Linked DNA regions of Homo sapiens: region 2 is linked to region 1. Evidence: read pairs that join two places in POLR2A ChIA-PET (ENCODE). Cell type or tissue: Panc1. All regions are shown on one strand. Links, peaks and the distances in the headings refer to the core of each region. The heading gives the core; the rest is flanking DNA.

Evidence for each region. ChIA-PET counts read pairs that join two places held together with the same protein. Peaks named below come from ENCODE experiments on the same cell type or tissue, not always from the same donor. Only the 100,000 strongest peaks of a DNase experiment are listed, where the experiment ranks them.
Region 2: POLR2A ChIA-PET joins it to region 1 with 5 read pairs; 4 of 35 experiments call an interaction of 5 or more read pairs at or near these places.

What each region holds. Positions count from the first base shown.
Region 1 is chr1:24,222,491-24,227,872 of GRCh38, forward strand. No RefSeq gene overlaps it. Among named protein-coding and RNA genes, the nearest start is that of LINC02800, 25 kb to the left of the region's middle. RefSeq lists an enhancer at 4,294-4,513. In Panc1, for the core only: no CTCF peak of the experiment used is centred there; no DNase peak of the experiment used is centred there.
Region 2 is chr1:24,276,372-24,281,753 of GRCh38, forward strand. No RefSeq gene overlaps it. Among named protein-coding and RNA genes, the nearest start is that of GRHL3, 40 kb to the right of the region's middle. RefSeq lists an enhancer at 2,080-2,581. In Panc1, for the core only: no CTCF peak of the experiment used is centred there; no DNase peak of the experiment used is centred there; H3K27ac peaks cover 1,325 bases.

The DNA of each region.
Region 1 (5,382 bases), core at 183-5,182:
TGATCTTGAATAAGCGATTTCGCCGTTCCTACCCTCAGTCTTTTCATCTAATTCAGGTGGGGATAATTAGACCTACCTTGCTTGGTAATTTTTAAGATAGAGGATTTAATTAAGTGAAGTGCTTTGAACAGTGCTTAGCGCACATTGGTGCTTACTAAACTTTTCTTATGAATGAATGAATGAGTGAATGAATGAATGAACAAGAATAACTGTTGACCGCGCTGAGCTGTATACGCGGGTCTGAATCCCATGCTGGTTTGGCTGGCTCTCTGCACTCACTATGCCTGGAACAGAGTAGTCACCTAATACATATTTGCTGAAAAAAATTCTTCTAAGTCCAACTTAAGGAAGTTTTCAGGCACACACACACAAAAATCATACACTGCATTCCAAAGTAGATAGAATTTATTCAGGTGGTGATAATACCTCAAGTCTTCAGACCCAGTATCAGGAAGCCTCATCTGTGAACCAGGAAGCAAGCAGAAAAGACCTCTGAACACACGAAAGTATAAAGTTCATGTGCCAATACCTATGACTTCTTTCCTAGAAATACCCTCTGACTCTCATTTGTAACCTAGTTACTCTTGGCTTACAAACAACTTTCATTAAGGTTTTCAAGCCCACCTTAGACTAGAAGAAGCAAGTTGGAGAGGAAGAAATCCTGGGAGATGGAGAAGTACTTGTACAGAAACAATTCCAGGTTGGGCACGGTTGCTCACGCCTGAAATCCCAGCACTTTGAGAGGCTGAGGTGGGAGGACTGCTCGAGCTCAGGAGTTCGAGACCAGCCTGAGCAACATGGCAAAACCCTGTCTCCACAAAATATACAAAAATTAGCCAGGTGTGGTAGCATCGCCTGTAGTCGCAGCTACTCGGGAGGCTGAGGTGAGAGGATGGTTTGAGCTCAGGAGGTCAAGGATGCAGTGAGCCATGATTGCACCACTGTACTCCAGTCTGGGCGACAGAGCATGACATTGTCTCAAAACAACAACAAAAACAACCAAAAAGACAAAACAAACAAACAAAAAAACAAACCAATTCCACCAGGAAGTTGGGCTTCATAGCCATAAAATAGGAATAACAAAAATTCAAGAAAACCCCACGATAATGTAAATCTGGTAAACTGCTATTGGCAATTTGGCTCCAGGTCCCTAGAAGTCAAGACCAGCTAGCTACGCAGGTGGCTGTACATAAGCTAATGCAAGATTGCATTTGAAACAATTGGAATTTGTGGGCCCCACTTTTAATGTTCTGGTGGGGTTTCTACTATGGCAATATTTCTCATTTATTGAGGGCTTCATATATTCCAGATGTTTTAGGTACATGTTCTCACTTAATCTTACAATCAACCTATGAGATGGGTACTGTTATCCTCTTAATACAGAGCATGGCTTCTAATCCTTGGCACTGTTGACTTGTTTGAGGGGCTGTCCCTTGTGTTGTAGGAAATTCAGCAGCATCCCTGACCTCTGCCCACCAGATGCCAGTAGGATTCTCCACCTTCCAGTCATGACAACCAAAATTGCCAGATGCCCCTGGCACAGAATTGGCCCCAGCTGAGAAAATGTTATAAATGTGGGAACTGAGGCTCAGAGAGGGTGAGAGTTGTCCAAGGTCACACAGCTTGCAAGTGGCTGAGCTGGGATTTATACCCAGGTCCACAGGTGCCAGACAGAGCACAAGCTCTGAAGCCCTGGAGGTTGTGCATAAGTTACTCCACAGAGATTGCCGGGAGGCTCCAATGGGATCATCTCCCAGAACAGAAGTCATAAGTGGCTGTTCTGAAGCCATCAGTGGCTGACGTAGGCTCATTGGGGATGACCTTTACACTTGGGGACAAATTCCCCTGAACTATATCCTTGGTCTCCCTGACTCTCTCCTCTCCTGCATTTCCATAGAGGTTTCCTTCTCACAATGTGGAAGCAGCAATGAAGGGCCATATCTGGGGCCTTGGTATCCCATTTTTGTTAGGCAACTGGTGTCTTTAAAGGGTGAATTTTGGGAAAAAATAATACCTCTCCTATCTGGGTTTATGGGACTACCATCTGAGCTGGTTGTCCTACTGAGGCCGTAAGTCAAGGAGGACAGTTAGGGTTAATGGAACCCAAGGACCCCAGTGAATTCAGCGGGGCCTGTGTTGAGGATTCCCAGGCTGTAAGTGGGCTCAGTGATGAGCAGGGCCATCTGGCCTGGGTACGAGAGGAGGAGTATGGCAGGCTGTTTCCATCCCCGCCTTGGGGCTAGAGGGAGTTGATCCTCTGGCAGGTCCTGAGTCAGGAAGGCAGGGCTTTGGCAGAGGAAGGGGCCTCTGCATCCTTCTGGGCCTCACTCACTGTGATCTGGGCCTGGCGGAGCTTGGGTGTTCTGGTGGGGGATGTTCTGAGGGATGGAGAGTGGCCTCCTGCACACGGAGGTAGACAGGGAGCTGAGTGCTTGCTGAGGCTGCTGAACCTGAGGCTGCTGAACCAAGGCTGAGGGGTGTGGCAGGTGACACAGGTAACTTTGTCTTGTGCTGCCGTCTGTGTTTATTTCCCTCCTATCTCCCTTCCCCCACCCAGGGACTTAGTGACTTCTTGTTTATTATAATAAAAATTTTTATTTTTTTGAGACAACTCTGTCAGTCAGGCTGGAGTACAGTGGTGTGATTATAGCTCACTGCAACCTCGATCTCCTGGGCTCGAGCGAGCCTCTCACCTCAGCCTCCCAGTAGCCAAGACTACAGATGCGCGCCACCACACCGGCTATATTTTTTGTATTTTTTGTAGAGACAGAGTCTCGCTATGTTGCCCAGGCTGGTCTTAAACTCCTGGGCTCAAGCGATCCTCCCACATTAGCCTCCCAAAGGGTTGGGATTACTGGTGTGAGCCCCCGTTCCTGGCCAACCTCTTGTTTAAAGGAGCTCAGCTGCACTATGGGGAATGAAGGCAAGAGCTCCGAGGCTGTGCTTTAAGCAGACCACCAAAGGGAGCTCTGTGCGCCCCTCCCCAAGACAGCAGGGATCAGTGAGAAGCCCCCAAAAGAGGCGGAATCTCGAAGGACAGGACTTGGAGCTGTCCCCACTCTGTTAACAACTGTGGAGGCGGAGGGCTTTGGCCAGAAGATTCCTACAGAAGCCACCCTCCCCAGGGTGAGCAGCTGGTTCAGATCTTGACCTAGAGGGATCGGGGAAGCACTCGAAACAATTTCACCATTATCTATAAGGATGGCTTCACACACATGTAACAGCCTACTGGGAAAGCTTTTTTTTTTTTAAGACGGGGTCTCACTCTGTCACCCAGGCTGGAGTGCAGTGGCGCCATCTCGGCTCACAGCAACCTCTGCCTCCCAGTTCAAGTGATTCTCATACCTCAGCCTCCTGAGTAGCTGGGATTACAGGTCTGTGCCACCACACCTGGCTAATTTTTGTATTTTTAATAGAGGCCTCAAATGCCTGGCCTCAAGTGTCCACCCACCTCGGCCTCCCAAAATGCTGGGATTACAGGCATGAGCCACATGCCTGGCCACCATACACTATTACCAGTGGTTTTTCCTGGGGAATAGAATTTTGCATAACTCGCCTCTACTTTTTCATTGTTTGTGTGCTTGCCTGTTAACAAACATAAAGTCAGTCTTCTATATCCCTGGGTGCCGTATCTGTGGGTTCAACAGACTATGGGCCGAAAATATTCAGAAAAAAGATGGGTGGTGCATCCGTACTGAACATGTACAGACTTTTTTCCTTGTGATTATTCCCTAAACAATACACGATGGCAACTAATTACACGACATTCATATTGTTAAGGTATTATAAGTAATCTAGAGATGATTTAAAGTACAGGCATACCTCGGAGACACTGCAATGAAGTGAATATCACAATACACTTGAGTCACACCAACTTTTTGGCCTCCCAGTGATGTGCACACTATACTGCAGTCTATTAAGTGTGTAATAGCATTATGTCTAAAAAACAATGTACCCATCTCAATTAAATAATACTTTATGGCTAAAAAATGTTAACAATCATCTGAGTTTTTAGTGAGTCATCATCGTTTTGCTGGTGGAGGGTCTTGCCTTGATGTTGGTGGCTGCTGACAGATCAGGGTGGTGGTTGCTGAAGGCTGGGGTGACTGTGACAATTTCTTAAAAAAAGACAACAGTAAAGTTTGCTACATCAATGGACTCTTCCTATCATAAAATATTTCTCTATAGCATGCGGTGCTGTTTACCATTTTATCCACGGTAGAACTTCTTTCAAAATTGGAGTCGATCTTCTTAAACCCTGCTGCTGCTTTATCAACCAAGTTTATGGAATATTCTAAATCCTGTGCTGTCAATGTCAACCATGTTCACAGTATTCACACCAGGAATAGGTTCCATCTCAAGAAACCACTTTCTTTGCCCATTTTTAAGAAGCAACTTCTCATCGATTCAAGTTTCATTATGAGATGGCGGCAACTCAGTCACATCTTCAGACTCCACTTCTAATTCTAGTTCTCTTGCTGTTTCGACCACACCGGCAGTGACTTCCTCTACTGAAGTCTTGAACTCCTCAAGGTTATCCATAAGGATCGGAATCAATTTCTTCAAAACACCTGTTAATGTTGATATTTTGACCTCCTCCCATGAATCACAAATGCTCTTAATAGCATCTAAAATGATGACTCCTTTCCAATAGGTTTTCAATTTACTTTGCCCAGGTCCATGAGAGGAATCACTATGTATGACAGCTGTAGCCTTACAAAATATATTCCTTAAATAACAAGACTTGAAAGTCAAAATTAAGGCCGGGCACGGTGGCTCAGGCCAGTAATCTCAGCACTCTGGGAGGCTGAGACAGGTGGATCACGAGGTCAGGAGTTCAAGACCAGCCTGGCCAAGATGCTGAAACCCTGTCTTTACTAAAAATACAAAAATTAGCTGGGCATGGTGGTGGGCACCGTAATACCAGCTACGTGGGAGGCTGAGTCGGGAGAATCACTTGAACCTGGGTGGCGGAGGTTGAAGTGAGCCGAGATCACGGCACTGCACTCCAGCCTGGGCAACAGAGCAAGACTCTGTCTGAAAAGAAAAAGAAAAAGAAAGTCAAAATTACTCCTTGACCAATGAGCTATAGAATGGATGTTGTGTTAGCAGGCAGGTAAACAACATTAATCTGGTATCTCTCCATCAGAGCTCTTCGGTGACCAGGTGCACTGTCAATGAGCAGTAATATTTTGAAAGGAATCTTTTTTTTTTTTTCCTGAGCAATAGGTCTCAGCAATGGGCTTAAAATATTTAGTCAAACATGCTATAAACAGATGTGCTGCCATCCAGGCTTTGTTGTACCATTGATAGAGCACAGGCAGAAGAGATGTAGCATAATTCTAAAGAGCCCCATAAATTTTGGAATGATGGGTGAGCACT
Region 2 (5,382 bases), core at 300-5,299, 54 kb after region 1:
TTTTTCAACAAGCATACCCTGAGGTATTGTAACTCCTTAAAATGTCTGCAGTAAGCTAAAAGCAAATGGTAGGTTTCAAAACAGTATGGCACCATTTTCCCTTTTCTAAAATTTTGTTTCCAAAAACATATGCACACACATATCCATGTTTACACATACAGATGCATATAATATACATAACACACACGTACATTATACATACCCAAATGTATATACAAACATCTATAAGGGGATACATCAAAATATTAATATTTTTCTTTACAATCAAGATACATATGTTTTAAAATCAGAAATAATCTATAAAACAATTTCCATTTCAAAAACATCAAAGTTAAAACAATGTTTTTGATAAAGAAAACAAACAACAGGAAAAGGAGAATGTCCTAGGACCTCAGCTTAAGCCAATGAACAGCACCTTTCATTTTATTTCCAAATTCCTGACAGCCAAAGGGGTCTTGTGCTGCTCCCAGACATCACACGTGCTGGTCTGGAGAGACATGGTCTTTCCTGATGTTCAGCTCCGGGAGGAACAGAGCGAGCATGGGAATGTTGAGATAAAGGGCGTTGTGCAACATGGTGAACAATGTCCTCAGCTTCGTCAGTGACACTGACACATTCTTCAATAACTATTTGTCACATCCACCCTCTATAAAAACTAGGGTATAACATCAAATCACAACTCAGCAAAGATATTTTTGCATGTGACAAAACTTAAGTGCTTGCATACATTGCCCAACTCGTGGATGGAATCACAGGCTCTTATATAATGCTGACAGCATGCCAGGCTGTGTTCTAAGTGCTTTACATATATTAACTGGTTTAATTATCCTATTAACCGTAGGAGATGGGCACTGTCATATTGCCATCATCATACCCATTTTACAGATGAATAAACTAGGTACAGAAAAGTTAAGCAACATGCCTAAGGTCATACAGCTAGTCAATGGTAAAGCTGAGATTTGAACCCACGCAGGCTGGCTCTGGCACTCTGGGCTCCTTACCACTAAGCAACACTGCCCCCCAAAAACCAGGGGCCTGGGGCAGTTACGCATTCCTTTCGACTCACACTGACTTGTCTTCTTGTCCACCCAGATATTTTGACATTCGATTAATTTAATCAGCCTAGCCAGGCATATTCCATATGGCATCATTCTTCAATTAAGCATGGCTAAAGGCAACTGGCTTGTAGGCTTGGCACAGTAGTTTAGAATGGCAGGAATGTGTGTTTTGGGGGCAGATTGCCTAGGGTTTGAATCACAGCTCTAGCGCTTTTAGCTGTGTAACAGGAAATGTAACTGTTCCAAGCCTCAGTTATATCATCTAGAAAGTGAAAGAACTAACACTGACGTCTTATTGGGGTTGTGGAGATGAAAGGCTATCATCAGTATGAATGTGTCTGTCCTAATACCCAATTCTGTTGAGAAGGTATGTGATAAAAATTAGCTATTGAGAGGCGAAGCCCACCAGCCATTCATTTATTCAGTTTCCTCTTCCATAAAATGGGGAATAATCATATTTACTTCGTAGGGTCGTTCGAGTGATTTAATCCAATAATGAATGTACAGTGCTTAGCACATGTACTATCCGTGCTTAAAAGTCAGTTATCATTGTTGTCATCACTTGCTGCTAGTATAACAAGGTGGGCAAGAGTGGAGGCTTGGCCAGGCATAGTGGCTCACGCTTGTAATCCCAGCACTTTGGGAGGCCGAGGAGGGTGGATCCAGGAGTTCGAGACCAACCTGGGCAACATCATGAGACCTCATCTCTACCAAAAATAAAAAAAAACTAGCTGGGCATGGTGGCACGTGCCTGTAGTCCCAACTATTTGGGAGGCTGAGACAGTGGAATCAATAGAGCCCAGGAGTTCAAGGCAGCAGTGAGCTGTGATCAGGCCACTGCACTTCAGCCTGGGCAATGGGAATAAGACACTGTCTCAAAAAAAAAAAAAAGAAAAAAAGATTGGGGGCCCTTCAAAGTCACCCAAGCTGGGCTAAAACCATGGATTCCGGGGCAGGTTACATCATCTTTCTAAACCTCACTTTCCTCATCTGAGAAATGGGATAATAACAGTCCAAATGTGACAATGGGTGTAATGCTTTGGCATGCTGCCCGGCAATTAAGCCCTTAGCTACTATTCTCTCTAATGTATGTTTACTGGCTGCCCACTTGGTCCTAAGCACCTGTCCCTCTTGGGCAGGAGTGGGCTGATTCTCCAGCTGAGGAGTCCTGGGCTGGGGTCAAGGGTCTCCATTTGAGGATCCTTGGCTTATAGACCATCTGGTCCATGGCTGACACACATACCACACTAGAATGACCAGCTGCCCCCAGGAAAGCGAGCCTGGGTCCTGGCAGAGTGGGTGGGTGGAAGACAAGCTGTCTCAAAGCTCAGAAATGAGCACGTCCTAATGCCTCTGAGCTTGGCAGTCACCTTTGGGAAGCTGATACCCACCTTCAGGGCCAGACACCCAGTCCCAAGTCCTGGCCTGAGGGCCAGGGGAAGCTCTGGTCTTGCCAGCATCCCAAGCAGTCGCTTTGTGCCTGAACAGAGCTTCCTTTGTGTGGTGGCAGCAGCAGATAACTGCTCCTGGGTGGCAGGTTACTCACTGAAGTGCAATCCCTGATTTACTAACTGGAGCAATTGCTAGGCTGTGCCAGCAAGGCTACCGTGTTGGCCTCCAGGGGCAGGTGCCACAAGGGCTGTCACTGTATCCTGGGGAGGACCCCAGAGCCTCTATTCCAAGATGTCCAAGCTACATCCATTGACCCCATAGTGGGGTTTGGAACTTCAAGAAGGGGCTGGGCGCGGTGGCTCATGCCTGTAATCCCAGCACTTTGGGAGGCTGAGGCAGGTGGATCATTTGAGGTCAGGAGTTCAAGACCAGCCTGGCCAACACAGTGAAACCCCGTCTCCACTAAAACATACAAAAATTAGCCGGGCAGTAGTGGCACATGCCTATAATCCCAGGTACTTGGGAGGCTGAAGCAGGAGAATTACTTGAGCCTGGAAGATGGAGGTTGCAGTGAGCTGAGATCGAGCCACTGCACTCCAGTCTGGGCAACAGAGTGAGACCTTGTCTCAAAAAACAAAACAAAAAAAAAAACAAAAAAAACACAAAAAACACAAGAAGGTCCTTAGAAAACCCTGGACATCTTCAAGCTAATGGATCTAAAGTTTTTCTGGTGCTAACGGCAACCCCGCCCAGCAGGAATTATCATCTGTACTTTGTAGATGAGGAAACTGAGGCTCAGAGAAGTTGAAGTTAAGCAAGTGGCCCAAAGGACCTCAGCCAATCCAAAAGCCTTTCTTGCTGCCCAGTCCTGACATCCCTGGTGGTGGTGAAAACAGGGGAAGCCTGAGGGTACTGATTAATCACCACCGTTTAATCTCGTTGAAAGCAGTTATTAAGTTGGTGCAAAAGTAATTGCGGTTCTTGCCATTACTTTTAATGGCAAAAACTCGTCAACTTTTGCACCAACCTAATACCATGTGGCAGGCACAGGGTCAAGCAATGAGTGTGTATGGTCTCCTTCCATCTCAACATCACCTCCCCTGAGAGAGATGTCATTATTCCTCCTAACAGAGGAGAAAACTGAGACCCATGGAGGTTACTTGTGTGATCCCACAGCTGCTAAGTGGCAGAACCAGAATTTGAACCCACATTTCTCTGTGAGTAAGACAGATGGTGAATTATTACCAAATATTGATTGAAGCAGGAGTTGGTAACATGACAAGTCTTTTAAAACCCAGTTTTATTAAGTACAATACACATATGTACAGAAAAGTGTAATATACATTATAGAAAAGTGCACCAATCATGAATTTTCACAATCTGAACACCGCCATCCATACCTAGGTGCAAAAGCAGAACTTTCCCAGTAACACACACCCCCTCACTCCCCTGTCCTGACCATTATCCTGACTTCTAATCTCATCAGTTCATTTTGTCCTTTAGCTAAATGAAATCACACATCGTGTGTCCTTTTGTGCCTGGCTTCTTTCATAATTATGTTTGTGTACAGGAAGCCTGTTTTTCAATGTTTTATTATGAAAGTTTTCAAACATCACAGCAAAAGTTGAAAGCATTTTATAGTGAATATCCTTAAACTCACCATTTAAATTCTATGAATGTTGTACTGTACTTGCTTTTCTTTCACATAAAGCCATCCCTCTAGACATTCATTAATGCTTCGACTTCATTATAAATTTTAAAGTAAATTGCAGACATCAATACAATTTCCTTAACTACTTCAGCATGCACATATATTTGCTCACAACTTTTATCCTTTTGATGTAAAATTTATATATGATGAAATGCACAAGTGCTTTTTATTGAGTTTTCATAAATGCATACACCTGTGATCCCAAACCCTCTCAAAATAAAGAATATTCCCCTCACTCCAGGAAGTTCCCTCATGCCCCTTCCCAGTCAATACTCTCCCCTCCAGCACACTAGGCAACCCACTGTACCAATATTTTTCCACAGTAGATTGGTTTTGCCTGTCCTGAAAATTCATATAAATGGAATGATACCTTATATAATCTCTCATGTAAGGCTTTTTTCATTCAATGTAGTGTTTTGAGATTCATCCATGTTGTTCCTGCATATCATTAATTCATTCCTTTTTATTAATGGGGAGTATTCTTTTGTAGGCCTATACTGCGGTTCGTTTGTCCATTTTCCTATTGATGGACACCCGGGCTGTTGACAATTTGGGGCTATTATGAGAAAGGTGCTATGTGCACTCTTCTACAAGGCTTTTTGTGAATTTGTGTTTTCATTTCTTTTGAGTAAATACTTAGGAGTACAACGACTGGGTCACAGGGTAGGTGTATGTTTTATTTTACAAAAAAATGACAGATCTTTTTCCAAGGTGGTGGTACCATTTTATTGCACCACCAACAATGTATCACTTTGTCACCAACAATGAATGAGAGTTCCAGTTGCTCCACAGCCTCATCAACATTTGGTCTAATTTTATTTTATTTTATTTTATTTTTGAGACAGAGTCTTGCTCTGTCACCCAGGCTGGAGTGCAGTGGCACGATTTCAGCTCACTGCAACCTCCACCTCCCAAGCTCAAGTGATCCTCCCACCTCAGCCTCCCAAGTAGCTGGGTCTACAGGCATGTGTGGCCATGCTGGGCTAAATTTTTGTATTTTTTGCAGAGACGGGGTTTCACTATATTGCCCAGGCTGGTCTCGAACTTCTGAGCTCAAATGATCCACCCCACTTCAGCCTCCCAAAGTGCTGGGACTACAGGCATGAGCTACCACACCTGGCTGGTATTGTCCATCTTTTTAATGTTTCTGGTAGGTATGTAGTAGCAGCTCACTGTGGTTTTAATTCACATTTTTATGAAAAAGCACCTCTTTCTCCAGAT